Regions from separate parts of the Homo sapiens genome. Here region 1 is linked to region 2. The links are chromatin contacts, found by Hi-C in ENCODE. All regions are on one chromosome and are shown on one strand. The core of a region is the stretch at or near the end of the contact, and the rest is flanking DNA. Distances in the headings are between cores, read along the strand shown.

Evidence for each region. A loop is a pair of places that touch in the nucleus more often than their neighbours do. Pooled maps may share reads with other maps.
Region 1: a loop to region 2 is called in a map with no recorded cell type, with 4 times the contacts of the local background. The contact joins the promoter of LINC01305 here to the enhancer-like site in region 2. A Hi-C loop is called at or near these places in 7 of 168 maps with a recorded cell type or tissue (colonic mucosa, gastrocnemius medialis, heart left ventricle and 3 more), 4 of 37 single-sample maps with no recorded cell type and 4 of 50 pooled maps.

What each region holds. Positions count from the first base shown.
Region 1 is chr2:174,323,698-174,327,613 of GRCh38, forward strand. LINC01305 (long intergenic non-protein coding RNA 1305) reads left to right here and starts at 2,330. Exons shown (of 3, transcript NR_038897.1): 1 at 2,330-3,713. RefSeq lists enhancers at 2,434-3,251, 2,719-2,838.
Region 2 is chr2:173,568,822-173,572,963 of GRCh38, forward strand. No RefSeq gene overlaps it. Among named protein-coding and RNA genes, the nearest start is that of CDCA7, 220 kb to the left of the region's middle. Within about 2 kb of position 2,775, at least 7 of the 41 ENCODE cell types and tissues checked have a DNase peak (open chromatin) inside an H3K27ac peak, as active enhancers do.

The sequences.
Region 1 (3,916 bases), core at 1,080-3,579, 750 kb after region 2:
CAAATGACTGACTGACTTCAACAAATAAATTGCAAGGAAAGGAAAAGAGAGAGAGGAACCTATAGATTAAAAGACACTTGGGAGGTATATTAACTAAATGCAATGTGTGCATGTTTAGATCTGATTTGAAAAAAAAAACTAAAAAAATCATTTTTGACACAACTGGGGAGACTTGAACATTGATTAGATATCTAATAATATTAAGGAATCATTTTAAATGTGTTTAGATATAATTATAGAGTAACATGGTATTGGAGGATTTTTGGTGTTATTTTTTGACATTTTGATACATACCGTAACATTTACAAATAAAGTAATATAATATCTGAGATTTGCCTCAAAATAAGGAAGAGGGAAATGGATGGGATAGAGATGAAACAAGTTTGGCCATGAGCTGACAACTGTTGACACTGGGTGATGGAGATAGAGGGGTTCGTTAAAATATTCTGTCTATTTCTAAATAAATACTTGATTTTTTTTTTCAATTTTCGGACAGGATCTTGCTCTGTCTCCCAGTCTGGAGTGCAGCGGCGCAATCAAGGCTCACTGCAGCTTCGACCTCCCAGGCTCAATCTATTCTCCCATGTCAGCCTCCCCAGTAGCTGGGACCATACGCACACACAACCATGCTCAGCTAATTTTTGTATTTTTTTATAGAGACAGGGTTTTACCATGTTGCCTAGGCTGCTCTCAAACTCCTGGGCTCAAGGGATCTGCCCTGCCTTGGCTTCCCAAAGTGCTGGGATTATAAGCTTGAGCCACTGTGCCCAGCAGATATTTTCTACAATAAAAGTTTTTAAAAAGATATCAGTAAGACTCACCTGGTAAGATTATTGTGTGGATTAAATGAGATGCTGTGTGTAAAGCACTTGGCAGAATGCCTGGTATATAATAACCGCTCAATAAATATTAGCTATTACTTTTAGAGACAAGGCCTCCTCTTCCCCTCCTGGAGAACTATGAAAGCCAGACCATGAAATGTGTGGCTGACTGGAGCAGCTAACCTTACTCCTTCCAAATCAGGCAGCTGCAGGCTGTCATTGCATTCATCCTCATCCAACCTTGCTTCTGTACTAGGCCCTGTGCTTCCCACACACACACTAAAATTCTGTTTTATAGCGGCTGTTGGCTTTGCCTTTAGTTTCACAGTAAGTTTTAGCTGGGAATGTTATTTCAGTGGAAAATGGAAGGCAAGAACTTTTTTAGCTCAACTATTAATAAGTATGGAGCACATTGTTAGGAATTTTCCTATATAGTTTTATTTAACCTTCATAACAATCCTTCAAAGTCGAAATTATTAGCTTCATTTTAGAGAGAAGGAAACACAAGTTTCAAGGCCCGCCCAAGGTCACAGGGCCTTAAGTGGTGGGCCTTAAGTGGTGGGCCTTAATTCACACCCACCTCCTGAGACCTCCAAAGGGCTTGTGCTTACCCAGGAGCCCTAGCTATCAGCTCTGTTGCCTTTCTTTTCCTTATCCTAGCTTAAAAACAACTGCCATCCAGAAAAGGTTAAGTTGACATTCCTAATCAAAAGAGTCTGGACCAGACGCGGTGACTCACGTCTGTAATCCCAGCGCTTTGGGAGGCCCAGGTGGGTGGATCACGAGGTCAGGAGTTCGAGACCAGCCTGACCAAGATGGTGAAACCCCGTCTCTACTAAAAATACAAAAAATTAGGCGGGCGTGGTGCCGGGCGCCTGTAATCCCAGCTTCTAGGGAGGCTGGAGCAGGAGAATCGCTTGAACCCGGGAGGCGGAGGTCGCAGTCAGCCGAGATCACGCCACTGCATTCCAGCCTGGGCGACTGGGTGAGACTCTTTTCAAAAAAAAAAAAAAAAGAGTCTGACGCCGTATTTATCTGTCTTGTAGAGGCAGAGGCAGCACTGGTTTGCAGCCCAGCGGTAAGAGGTCTGCCCAACTGATGAGGAGAGTTACAGGCTTGGGAGTAGCTTGGGCCGGGCAGAGGGGAGGCTCTGAATGTAGTAATAGAGAGAAAAAGGTTTTCAGGATTGCACCGATATTTGTGTTTCATTTCCCCCTTGTTCCAAATGCTGTTCAACTTAAGGGAAGAAGAAAGCAGGGAGGGATACCTTATACGAAAACTGTTCCATTCCGAAAATTAAAAACAGCCAGCTGCCATCAAATACCAAGGGCCCTTATATTCAAACTTCAGCTGTAATTTAGTTGGGAGGTTGCAATGGCACCCTAAACTGTCAAATGATTTGACCTTAGAATCCTGCTTACATAAAGCCGGACAATTCCATGCAAGGGGGGTGTCTGGTTACAACTGAAGTTATTGGTTGTTTACGTCCGACTTGTCCGGGAATGGAGCAGAGAAAGAGGAACCAGAAGAAAGAGAAACTCGCGACAACAGAGTTGCCGAAAGAGAAGTGTTGGCGCCTCAAACTTGAGGATCAGCTTCTTGGGCCCCACTCCAGGGTGTCGCGGGGGTCGGGTTCTTTCCGCCGCCCCCCGAAAGATTCTCAGCTAACCCTTTCCCCGCCGAGACCAAGAGGCCCTCACTCTGACACCACTCCGGGAGCCAAGCTACTGTAAGGAGCTGATACCACCCCTCGCCGGCGCGAACCGCCCATCTCCCCAGACCCGCCCACCCCCTGCTGCGAATCCCTGACGTTCTAGCCCGGCGAAGGTCCTCTTAAATTAGGAAACAATAGCTATTTAAGAAGAAGCGCAAATAACCCGCGCTCTGCGCGCCCAATCGTGGGATTCTTGGGAGTTCCCCGCGGGCAAGGAAGTCTGCTGCTCCCCGCAGCTGCGGAGGAGAGGAGGGAGCCTGCGTGCTGGGGCAGGGTGTCGCGAACTTGGGGCAACCCACCTCCAGAGCCCCGCCCCCGCTTTCCCGCCTGCCGGGGACCTGCCGAACGCGGAACCACCCTCCTTCCTGAGGCAAATTTGGGAGGGGAGAGGTCCAGAAGCTGTAGAGTCGGGGCGCCAAGCGCCAGATTCTGCCGCTCGGAAGTTGGGGGCAGTCCCCAGTCCCGCCTCAGGCCCCCGCGCTCACAGGGCGCTCCGCCGAGGGCGCGGGCCAGGCGCGCGGTGTCACCTCCACGAAGTCATTTACTTGCCCTGAAGGAGCTGGCCCTCGACCCCTTGGAGGATGGAGATTCCTCCCATTCCCTCCTCCGCCTCCCCCAGGTCGGCGAAGAGACGTGGAATTGAGCTGGACCGATGATTCCGCGAGCTCTGTAATTATGCACACACTGAAATCTTCACCGTTGACTTAAGTTACTTGGCGCTGCGAGGGCTGGGGCCCTGCATATTGATTAAATGCAGCCTCTATTTACCTAAACAATAAATGTAGAGATTAGCAACGTTCACTTGATCACAATAATGGGATTGACAATTAAGGGGCAATGCATCCCAGATGTAGCGGAACCTATGGGCTGCGTGCAGCAGGCAGAGGGCTTCTCAGAGAGGGGCGCTGGGCAGTTGCGGCGGCGGAGGTAGTGCAGAGCAGGAAGCAGCGCGGAAGCACAGCGGGAGGCGGAGGGGGACGCCCAGCCTCGTCAAGGTCTTCGGCCACCCCGCCCGGGAGGCTCGAAACTGGCTTTGGGGTACCTGAATGCCTCGACTCCCAGGGAGACATCGGGAGCTCGGAGCCACTCTCCCTGTGGCGATGGCACCTGCCTCAAGGCCGTCTCGCTTGCTGATGCCTGGCCGGGAAGGAGGATGGACGCCGCTGGCATGTGCCCTGGTAAGTGTGTCTGTTTGTCATCAGTGTACATTCTGCATGTGGCAGCAGGGCGAGGGGGAGGCGCACGTGTCTAAAGTGCACGGAGCCTTCCTCTACCCCTATGTATATACCCTTCAGTCAATGTTCCAAGAAGCGGGTCAGGGCGGAGGGTATCCATCTGGACTCTGGAAGGGCGTGGGTTTGACATCGGTAGGTGTGACAGG
Region 2 (4,142 bases), core at 1,525-4,024:
CCAGAGCCCTCATAGGGGAACACCTTTGTTCTCTAAGAGTGAATTTAATTTCCTAAACTCTTTGCTCATTTATTCAACAAACATCTATTGAGCACTTACTATGTGTCTGATGCAGCTAGACGGTGATGCATATAGAGGGGAAAATGAAAATCTCCTCATCTCAAGAAGTTTATTACACTGGGGATATAGATACAGAAATAAATATCCAAAAGAATTTTTCCAAATAGGAGGTGTACAAAGAATGAGGAATGTCCATTCACTTGGAGTCAGACCTGATGAATGAAATAGATGATTGAGTTAATGTTCAAAGGAAGGTATGAGTGACTCTACAGGAAGGACACTGATTGTCTTTCACAGCTTCTAAACAAGATGGACCAAAATTGGGAGAAATGGCTGCTCCAGTGTTCGAATAAATGTGTCATTTAGCCTGCTAAGGTGCTCACTTGGAAAGGGACAATGCTTATTTTAGCTTTTAAGTATTCCCATATTTGTACAAATAAAACCCTACACTTTTGTTCTGCTCCAGTGCCTCCTGCTCAGCCCAGAGTTCCCATGAACCAGCTATGCTGGCTCTGGGTGAATGGGAGGGATGACCAGGGATGGAACCTTAGGAGACAGCTGTCAGGGGTTAGGACATCTTGTACAAGATGCTTAGTGGACTGGAAGGGGAACCAGCAACGTCTGCCTCTGTACTTTCTTATTCTCTTAGAGAAATGTGGAAATAATATCCAAGGGTCCTCTCAAAAAACCGAACACCGCATGTTCTCGCTCATAGGTGGGAATTGAACAGTGAGAACACATGGACACAGGAAGGGGAACATCACACACCGGGGCCTGTTGTGGGGTGGGGGGAGGGGGGAGGGATAGCATTAGGAGATATACCTAATGTAAATGACGAGTTAATTGGTGCAGCACACCAACATGGCACATGTTTACACATGTAACAAACCTGCACGTTGTGCACATGTACCCTAAAACTTAAAGTATTAAAAAAAAACACACATGAACTTGCACTGTGAAAAAAAAAATATCCAAGTGTCCTCTAATCTAGGCCATGGCAACCTGTCCTATTGGACAGTTAGGAAATTTCTCTTATCCCAATACTCAGTGTATGAAATTCATTCTACATAGACTCCTACCGTGTGCCTCATAATCAGTTCTATTTAAATTAAAATGTTTTGAAAGAGGAATTACTCTGGTGATTAGGACAGACTAGGGAATGCCTCTGCTCATTTTTATTCCAGTATGAGACACACCTATAACTGAGGGCACTGACCAAATGGGTAAGAGAAAGCAGAACCAAGCTTCATGGCCTGGAATTACAGACTTGTCTGGCTGATGTTCGGTCACACAAACATTTTCTCATACTGGTAAATGTCGACATCACCCAGAGGGTGCTTGGTCAACTCCAGTGCAAACTATTAACCACATTAGAGAAAATAGCCCTGGAGAGGTATCGCTCAACCGTTTTAACTTCAAAAGATGTCATGAGAAGAGCCACAAATTATTATTGCTGACAATTTGTACAATATGTCCCTGGTGAAATGTGTGTGTCCCTACACTGCACCATTTTACATAACAATATGAAATATTAAAAGGGAAAAACGTTTTGTAATAAACAGCAGTTTTGCTGATTGCGGCTGATTATGTTAAGCAGCTTGTACTGTGGGTGTCAGAGGAGACTTAATAGCTCCTATAACTAATCTCCACGACTGACCTCTCCCCTCGGCTGATGAAGCCTATTCAAAAATCTGCTGCCCTTTGCTCATTTTCAGATCTTATATTTCTGAACTGTTTGGATCGTGCATATATTTGCTAAAGTTGTTGTGTACAGGATTTGTGTGTGTGTGTGTGTTTAAAAAAATATACAATCCATGAAGAAAGATTCCTGCCAGGGCTGTCTTATGCATTATTTAAAAAAAGGAACAAACTACACAAACAGTAAAAACAACGCATATTTACAACATTCATATCAGATACTGTGTCATTTATTATAGCTTAAGACCGTTTCTGTATTGAAAGTGTGCGAAGAAATATAGGGCCAACATTTTTTACTCTAACTTTAAAATAAAGGGTAAAGGATGTCTTTCTGGGGAAAAGCGTCATCTGGGCCATTTCATCAGCCTCGATGGCTGGTACTTAGAAGCAAAGTGCTATTCAATCATGAAGCAATTTCATTTTTCTGATAAAAGTTTTTGATTTAAATGGAATTTCATAGAGAACATTTCAGAGTATAGAGAACTCCTCCATCAGTAAGTGCAGATAAACATGTAAGTGCATATGTGTAAGTGTCTATGATTAACAGTTTGCTCTTCCTCTGTTACCCAAATCCAAGGATGTTTACAAAGCCACAGGGGAAATGTGGAGGTTGGTAAGAGCAGCGCTTTAAAGAGCAGAGACGTCAGTCCTCCCCACACTATTCAAATGCAGCCATCCTGGGGAAATAAAACCAAATAAAGACAAAAGAGGGAGGGAAAAAATCAACAATTCAAAAAGTAAAGTGTGTGAATCTGACTTGCTAGAGAAAGGGGTAGACTCAGTACAACAAGGTCACAAAAAGGTGCAGCCTTCGATGAGACAAATACCGGCTGAAGCTGGCTGATAAATATTTCCTGTAGGATCTGAAGCAGGTTGTCACCAGCAAAACAAAAATCCCTAGGGGGCAGTACATAATTAACAATTTGAAGATGTGGCCGCGTGTCATTGTCTCAAAAGGAGCCAGGGAATCCTGCCCCCAAAAGCACAACCCGAGTTCCCATATTAATCTTACTGTTTCCCTATAAACGAATATCAGTGTTTCCCCAGAGGCTCAGAAGACGCCTTTGCTCTGGGCTGGCAAATGTCTCCTGGCTCATGGTGTCATTTTCCTGTGATTTTAAATCAGCATCACCAAACCTGTTCCTCTAGTCTGAGCAAAATCACACAGCATGTTTAGGAAAGCAAACAAGTATTTTTTTCTATTATCAAAGACATGAATAAAATCGGGACTGAGAGAAGAAATCTATTTACACAGGGTGCCTGAACGAGTGTTTAAAGACTTTTAGAACAGTGACTCTCTAAAAACAACTGACCTTCAACTAAATTGCACCCACACACCAGAACAAAAACTCGGGAGAGATTAACAGAAGTCATAGAGAAGTTTTGGCGTGGTTTAAATATTTCTTCGGTTTATTTCAAGACAGGTTGGAGTTTGGAAGGAGGAAGAGGTTAATTGCCAGAGGTTAATAGAACAAGGAAATACTGAACTTAATCTTGGGGTGGTTCTGGCATTCACTTAAGAGAAGTCAGCAATATTTCCCAGGGGGTAGATCCAGGACAATGCCAATTTCGAGTTTGTTCTGCTGCTGAACCTTGGAAGCAGTGTGGACTACTGCTCAGAGCAACAAATTTGGAGACAGGAGACCTGGGCCACATTCCCACCTGTGACTGAAAGTGGGTGCTCCTTGGGAAGTTTCTCAGATTCTCTGTGTCTTGGTTCCTTCAATTGCAAACTGAGTTCAGATCACTTGCCACCTGCCTACCTAATCAGAATATTGTGAGGGTTAATGAGATTGCACTTGCAAGGTGATTGCCTCATCATATAACTCCAAAGTATTATTATTCATCATAAAGACACAGCTGCAATATTGTATATTGTTACATACCAGATGCCATGTTTCTATTTTTAGCAACCTAGAAATGACAGTGTCTTAGAATTATACAGTGGGAGGGGCCTGGCAATATTACCTGCCCCAAGCTCTGTTCTGGGTCAGGTGGGTGTCTAACCAACCAAAGATGGCTGGCTGTTCAGTCTCACTTTATGTCTAAAGGAGGAAACTCTTCAGCTCGCCTTTCAGAGGAAATTCCAGTGTTATCATTCTGATGGTCAAGAGTTATTGCTTAAGTCTGAATTCTCCCTTCTGTTTTAATTAAAATAATCTTTTTCATTTATTAATATGTATGTGGGTCTCCTTCATGTAGTGATCTTGAGGGGCAGAAACCATGTCCTATGCATTTTTATATTCTTTAAGTCACTTCCTGGTAAGGCAGTACCTAGTAAACACTCAAGAAATGCACTTTGGATTGAATTCAGTTGTTTGTAACTATGTGGGCAGAAAGAAAAACACTGATAGCACATTTCATACTAAGAGCATGGGTCCTGC